Regions from separate parts of the Homo sapiens genome. Here region 1 is linked to region 2. A link is an interaction called in ENCODE POLR2A ChIA-PET data of the cell type or tissue named here. Cell type or tissue: MCF 10A. All regions are shown on one strand.

Region 1 (4,000 bases), 410 kb before region 2:
TCACTCAGGTCTAATTCTAATCTATATGTTTAATAGCTGGTGAATCCAGACTGCTGGAGCCTCTTTTTCCCAACACAGGAAAAATCAGCTTCTTGCCATACACATGTAAGTTGTTGGCAGTATTACAAGGAGAACATAGACAGGCTCTTTTACCAAGGAAATTAGAAGAGCTTCAGTCAAAAAAATCTCCCTGGAGATGTTGCCATAAGTGACTCTTCCTACCCCTTAGGATAGAGACAGCTGGGTACAGACCTCCTTCCCTTAGATGATCCCAGCTGAGTTTTAGGGAGATGTGGTAATTAGTGGGGTGGAGCAGGAAGTCCCATTTCAAATATGAATAAGCCATATTAAAACAACAAGTTATTTGGAAAATAAATATTAATACAAATTATGCATCTCTTCCAAAAAAAAAATCCTTAGGGCAGTGCTTAGTAAAATAACTTTATATTTCAAAGTCCAATAGTGAAGTTATTGAAATTATTTAATGTATACTGAACCAGCAATAGTATTTTCAGTGCTGTATAGGTAAAAGAGCGGCATCTTTATCGATCTTCTATTTAACCATCAATTTCTGTATTAACTGCTATAAGAAGTCTCACTCCCACCCAACTTTATTGTGTCTTGGTGTTAAAAGGGGAATGAAATACATGTACACACACCACTTCAGGTCATGTATTTCCATTTTATTTGGAATGCAATGGATAAATACCAAGGGAGCATATTTCTCTGTTTTTCACAGGTGTGCTATATTGTACCTAAGAGCATTATTCTGAGTATAAATGGACAGGATTTTCCCCCACACCTTCCAAAGTCTTTTAATTATATCTCTAAAATTGTATCCTCATGGATGAAAAGAAAGTTTGTTATCTTTTACATTATTTTTCTGAAAATAATTTAACCATGGAATTTCTGATGAGACCATCACAACATTTTTGCTTATGACTGTGCCAGGTAACATAAAAAAAATAGTGACACAATGCAAGCTTTCAATCCAATAAAATTACAAAACTCCTCTGAAAGCTTTAAGAGATAACCTTTTTCCATATTAGTAAGATATTCTTTCAAGATAAGGAAGTTAACCGAAAAGGAAGAGAATTTTAACTCAGTAGTATTTATCTCACTGGTACAAATCTTAGTGACAAGGAGTCTCAGTAAATCTTAAAGTATAAGTCAACAAAACGGTGATTCAAATGAAGCCAGGGTGCAGGGTTTTAGCACTGCAGGCTATAAATTGTTGTCACTGGGACAATAGGGAAGGTCTCTGGGGCGGGACAGTCTTACTATGTCCTTGGAGATCACTAGAATGTTAACAAGATCTCTATTGTCCTGTTTTCAATGAATGTTCTGGTCTTTTGTGTGTTGGGACCAGAAATCCCATGACATTTCTTGAAGGTTGCTGGGGAGGGGAAGGAGGGGATGTTGTATGTGTGTATGTTTGTGTTTGCGTTCATTCACTGCTGACTTTATTTAGACAGGTGACTGCAATGATCTCTAGAGGCTATAGGAACGTGTTGGAATTTAGGAGAGCCACCCCTCAAAGAATAAATCTTCCTGTATGTAAATTTAAAAAGAAATTAACTTCAAACATCAAAAAAAAATTTTGAAATTTGAATACAAATTGTCACCCCTTTTCCAAGTACTGTTCCCAAGTCAGTTTGCAATAGCTTTTAGACACTGGACTTCTCTCATCAGTGTCTGTTTAATGAGCTCCTGTTAGGTGATGACACTGCTTCCTCCTCTCTTTCTTTGCCTCCTCCCTTCATATAACTACTTTTGCATTGTATTTTTCCTTAAAATATCTTCCTAACCCATTTCCCACTGTACATTTTGACGTTTGCCTTCTCATTCATTCAGTCTTATTTGTAGTACATGGATAGGTCCCAAATGCTCCTGTGGAGGAAAAACGTCTGCTTCACAAACATTACAGCAACATTTGCTAGAGGTAGAAAAATTAACATTAAGTAAATATCTAGATAGGGGGAAACTGTAGTTTTTTTGAAATGTTGCTTTATGTTTAATGTTTGCATTTGAATCTTCACAAGATTAGCAATGAATTCATTCCAGTCCTGTATTTTAGTCTATGTATTGCCTGATATAGATCAAGTCAGGGGTTAGAATGAGACATCAAACGGTTGATATATGATACTTTGAAAAACACTAGAACTTTCTCTACTGATTATGGACTTTGTAGTATAACATGAATTGGGAATGATGTGAGCTTATATAAATAGGAAGGCTGGATTTTTGGCCCTCTGGGAATTGGTAATCAAAAAGGAAATGCAGGGATTAAAAAAAAGATTTTAAAAAAGGGGAATAGTAGGTAAACTGGCAAATATTTTCTGTAAATATTCATAAAATGACTTATAATGAAATATTAAAACTTGTTTATGAGTTTTTTTAAAGTAAGACTGATATGAACGTGTATGAGAAAGAGCGAGTGTGTGTGTCTGTGTGTGTGCATTCATGAGTGAGTCAGCTTAGATTGTTGGTTATCTGAATTTATTTTATTTCATGGCCGATTGTACTGCAGTTACTTGAACACACTTTGAGTTTCATAATTTTGTAGGTGTGCTCTAGTGGAATAACCTTGCATCAAAGGGAATATCAATAAAGCCTGAATCAATGGAGTAAAATATAGAGATTTTACTGTAAATTGAGAAGAAAGGAACATGAAGTCAAATTTGTAAAGTTTCTTTGAACTTCCTATGCATCTGAGAAGCAATGAAATATGTTATATATAAAATGTCAAAACTCTGTCCCCTCTTCCTAAAATCCTCCCACTAAGCCACATTATGTTTTGTAGGAGCTCAGCTGAGATTTGAAGGCCAAGCCATATATATGCTATATACATTAAAATCAATCTCAATCTATCTTAGAAAATTAGAGCCATCACTATTGTATTATAAATGTCCAGTGTAACTCTCTTCTCATGGTTTGGCCAGTGTGTTCCTCAATTTAGCTATTGCTATTGCTCCATACATGCAAACCAGCAAGCTTCAGATAGAGATGACAAATACCAGCTGCCCTCTGTATATGTGTGAGTTATATTAGCTCTCCAATTAAGGGCTGGTAATCTGGAGTCAAATATATGCTGACCAACGTGTCTCTTCATCCCTCCCCTGAATTAGACACTGCCATAGCCTTGCTACCACCTGACTTTAAAAGATTCCGTCTAGTGAAATTCTGCCTTTCCTGCTCTATTGGCATGCTTTGTTCTCCTCTTTTCCTCAGTTGATAGTTAGACATCATAATTTCCTAACAGATAACATTTATATACAACAACAATAACACCAAAACATTAAGGAGTAAATGAAGCAAAAGACCTTCATGATGAAAGTTGTGAGACTTTCTAGAAAGTCCACATAGGAAATATAAGTTAAAAGAAAAAAATGGGAAGAATAAATATTATAAAAGCTATCAATTCTCCCAAGATTAGTCTATAAATTAAATTAATCTCAATCAAAACCCTAAGAAGGATATCATGAAAATTGAAAAACTGATTTTAAAATTCATGTAATAGAATAAAAGCTAAAGAATATCCAGCACAATTTTCAAGAAGAACAAAAATGGACACTCTATTTTGTATCAAAACCTTCTATAAAATTATAGTAATTAAAACAAGGAGAAATTAGTATAGAAATAGATAAAACTTTCCACAGGTACAGAAAACACATCATGGAAACATACAAATGAAATCTTAATATGTAGCAGAGATGGCAATACAAATCAGTGGAGAAAGCATGATTTATTCAATAAATGTCAAGGGGCAGTTGATCGTGCATACAGAAAAAGACAAAAGTTGATCTCTACCTCACACCATACACAGAAATTTATCCCAAAAGGATTAAGACCTAAGTATGCATTGAATTTTTATTAAATACACAGTTTACTAAGAAAGACTTTTAATAAAAAATAAAGATATAAAACATTTAGAATAACTTCATGGCATTAGGATAGGAAACAATTTCTCAAATACGACATGAAATAAAATCTAATAAAG
Region 2 (4,000 bases):
GGTCATCAGATGGTGTCCATGCTCTTCACCACTGCCCGATGTAGCTTAGGGGGACTTAGCTGTCACCGTTTACCCTTCTACACTGCTGGCATTTTGTACCATGCGCATGTATTACCAATCTGAAAAAGCGAAGATAGTGTCACAATACAGTTATCTCTAAACACGAGAGCTAAAAAGAAGATTTTCATACTTGGTCCTTCCCAATGATCTCACTTCCTTCATAGGCAGGAATAAAGTGAGAAATAGAATTCATTTTCAAGCCCCTTACAAAAGAAGGAGGAAAAAAATAGAAACACAAACAAGCACCATTTGGCAGCCAGTACTCATAACACCGACAGGAAAGTGAGATCTTTTTTTTTTTCCTTTTCCTTATGTAACAGGCTGTAAAGTTTCCTCTTCTCAGCAGCCAATAGTTTCATAGAACTACTGCTTCACAGAGAGCCGGCTCACTCTACCTTCATAGGAGACCTGCCTGGCATCCCAAACTCTCAAATGTCTATCAAAAGTGGCAGAGCCAACAGATATTTCACACAGTGTGCTTCAGAGAACTTCTGTAGATTTTTATCTGAAAGTTGTATTTATAGTTAATGTTCGGAGAGAAAAGCCAAGACTGATTTTTACTCAAAATGCTGGGAACGTTTATTTAACATCTCTCCTCCTGACCCTCATACTGCCTGGTCCTCTTTGCCATGGGGTGTCCCCTCCCCACCAGCCATCCCTGTCACAGGCCAGCAGGATGTTAATCCATCTACCTCACCCCTAAAGGGGACCGGTGAGGACCACACTTTAGTGGAGACGGCTTCCCAGTGCTGAGGAAGACTTAGGTTTTACAGAGAACATATAGGGGTTCCTTTATTCACTCTTTCCTCTAAAACATCTGAATATTTATTTTATAAGGGGCTTCTGATCATTCAACATGACAATACTTTAAGATCCAAAGGAATGAAGCTAGAGTGGTGGGATCAGAGAGGTGACAGGCAGGGGCAAGCTTTTCAAGTCACACACACACTCCAGTGGCCATCAAATGAGCAGACAAGTTCTCTATATTTTATAGAAGGCAGGGGGAAGTAGTAATACAATATTCATTAGTTAGTTAATTAGCTAGTTGGTTTTTCAGATACATGCAACGATACGTTATAAATTCCTGGAATTCAGGGTTTTCTACAATCTGGCCCCAATAGACTTTCCAACCTTTCTTCCCGTGACCTCTACATGCAGCCTCTGTCTTCCAGCTTGCTTGCTCTATGTGAAAGGCCCTTCCCTCCACCAAATCCCCCCACCACACACCTCCAGGTCCATGGCCTGTCCAACTGCAGCGCTGAGATCAAACACAAACCCTTCTAGAAACTGTCCTCTGATGCTGATGCTGAGAGCCCTGTGCCTTGCTTCTGGGTGCCTTTGCTCTTGTAAAACAGAAAAATTAGTGGAAATCCCACCTCTGACCTCTAATTCTCTTCATTGCAATTTTTTTTTTCTTTGGAGCCAGGATTTACAAGTGTTTTCCAATTCAACTATGAGCTTCTTGAGAGTATGAAATAATGTGTAATTCACCTTTATGTACCTTCGACATTTAACAAAAGGTTATCTGTTAAATACACAAGTGAATAAATAAATGACTGAGAATAAGAAAAAGAGAATCAAACAAAACTAAGTTTTATAAGGAAATTAGTATCCAGGATCTTAATTTTTTCCACCACTAAAAGAAAGCCACACGCTCACTTCCACACTGGTGGAAATGAAACCGATCTTCAGCACAGACAAAACAAACTCGTAATTCTGAGACCAAAGTTCTGTGTCCTGGTAAAACCAGTATTTCCCAATCAGATTGTTTTCTGATTTAAAAAAAAAAAAAGTACCACTCATCTTTAGGAACACTAATATGTTTTTACATCTGGAAATCTGGGGTATCAGCCAGCCAGACTCACTAATAGCAGTTTTACACACAAACAGAGCATTCTCTGAGCTAAATGCTGTTAGTCATCCTAAACAGGCTATGGAAGCCAAAATGCCCTCACTCTCATAAACAGGAAATAAGTGGGTTTGCCACATCAGAGCTGGCTCTATAATGCTTTTCCCTGGTGAGAAGCTATATAATGGACACATACATTCCCAAGAGCAATTCATTCCAAAGAGCAAATTTACATCGAAGTGGCTTCTGGTAGCTTGAGACTCAACGCTACTCACAGCGATTTAAAAAAAGAATGATTCAAAGGGGGCGTGGAGGCTAAAAAAAGAACCTCAGGCTGCAATTACCTTCATCATCTGGTAAGCCTGTGTTGGATTTACATCGTCTAAATGGAAGGAGGAACATAGGTCTTTTCTATTTTTGTCCCCTATTAAATACACCTCCAATCCTAACAAGGTAGGATTAATGGCTGTTTATAGATGGAGAATTCATTAATGCGACAAGTTCAGTGTTTACATAAAGACTTTATTCAGAAACTCTATGCCCAATGAGACTTTCTTAAAAGCTGCTGGAATGTTTCAAAAGATGGCAAACACTAGAAAAGGGATTTTCATACACAAATCACAAGTATGGCATTAACAGGATCCCAGTATAAACAGGTCTGGCCTGTCCAATCCCTTCAATGGTTGCCTTGTTGGCTCTGAAATAACACTGGCCTCTCTGGGGAATTCCAGTGGTAAAATTAATTCTCTCCATAAAAAGTTTTTACAGATGATATTTCCGCTCAAGTCAAATACAGCCTACGGACATTTCCTCTCTCCACTGTGAATAACTAGAACAGAAATTTAAGCCCTTCTAGGCAAAATCAAATGGTCACTCATTTTGTAGGCAACAGAGGAACTTCATACTGAACCCTCAACGATTCTCCATATATTCCTGTCTCTTCCGCTCCTCACAGAGCATCACAGGCATAGTGGAGTGAAGCTGGTGAATGCTGGAAGTTCTTTGCTTCCCAGTGTAAGCGATTTGCCAAATGGAACATGGTGTCTTCCAAGCACGGGCCCAGCAATAAACGAGGTGAGCTAAGAGTCGACTGCCTGCATTCTGAGCGCACGAGGAAAGACAATGGTGGAGGTTTGGGACACACAATTCCTAAGAACACACATGCGCAACAGAGATCATGTGCCGGGAACTTTGCACACATTATCTCATTCCATCCTCAAAACCTCGGCATAGAAGGCCTCAGGAAACAGTAAGTCCTACTGCCTCAGTTCAGGCCACCTCTTGTAGACTAATGGCCAAGGGGCAGCGGGAGTGCTCACGCCAGCCCTGGGGCTGCTCTCCAGCCAATGCAGGCTAGAGAGGCTGGCTCTCCAAGGCTGCTTTCCACACCTGCGCAAGTTAAAAATGGGGCTTGCGGCCGAGCACAGTGACTCACACGTGTAATCCCAGCACTTTGGGAGGTCGAGGCGGGCAGATCACCCGAGGTTGGGAGTTCGAGACCAGCCTGACCAACATGGAGAAACCTTGTCTCTACTAAAAAAACAAAATTAGCCAGGCGTGGTGGTGCATGCCTGTAATCCCAGCTACTCGGGAGGCTGAGGCAGGAGAATCCCTTGAACCAGGAGGTGGAGGTTGCGGTGAGCCAAGATTGCACCATTGCACTCCAGCCTGGGCAACAAGAGCAAAACTTCATCTCAAAAAAAAAAAAAAAAAAAAAAAGGGGGCGGGGTGGGGGAGGGGGGGTTGCACTGCCCCAAGCCTCTTGCAGGAGGTGCACCCACAGCAAAACCCTGGAATCTGCATTTTCATTAAGCTCAGCAGGTGAGTCTTGGGCACTAGGAAGTTTGAGACCCATTTTCCTAAACATTATTAGTATCAATGAATGTCAAATACTGCAAGGATGCTTCTTTTCTAGAAAAGCAGAACCTTAATAGCAACCCACAAGCAACCCCCTAGCTTCCTGGGACCTGCCACTGTGACTAACACTTCTTTCAGTAAAAGATTCATTAGATATAGAGATATAGACAGAGACAGATTTTTTTTCCCACTTGAAACTGATCAAGAGACAAAAGTTAAGCAACGTAAACTTCA

The links. Peaks named below come from ENCODE experiments on the same cell type or tissue, not always from the same donor. Only the 100,000 strongest peaks of a DNase experiment are listed, where the experiment ranks them.
Region 1: POLR2A ChIA-PET joins it to region 2 with 6 read pairs; 2 of 35 experiments call an interaction of 5 or more read pairs at or near these places.

What each region holds. Positions count from the first base shown.
Region 1 is chr6:155,597,043-155,601,042 of GRCh38, reverse strand. No RefSeq gene overlaps it. Among named protein-coding and RNA genes, the nearest start is that of NOX3, 140 kb to the right of the region's middle. In MCF 10A, no CTCF peak of the experiment used is centred here; no DNase peak of the experiment used is centred here.
Region 2 is chr6:155,187,202-155,191,201 of GRCh38, reverse strand. All of the region lies in intron 14 of TIAM2 (TIAM Rac1 associated GEF 2), which reads right to left. Among named protein-coding and RNA genes, the nearest start is that of CLDN20, 75 kb to the left of the region's middle. RefSeq lists an enhancer at 3,244-3,747. In MCF 10A, no CTCF peak of the experiment used is centred here; a DNase peak (open chromatin) is centred at 1,981.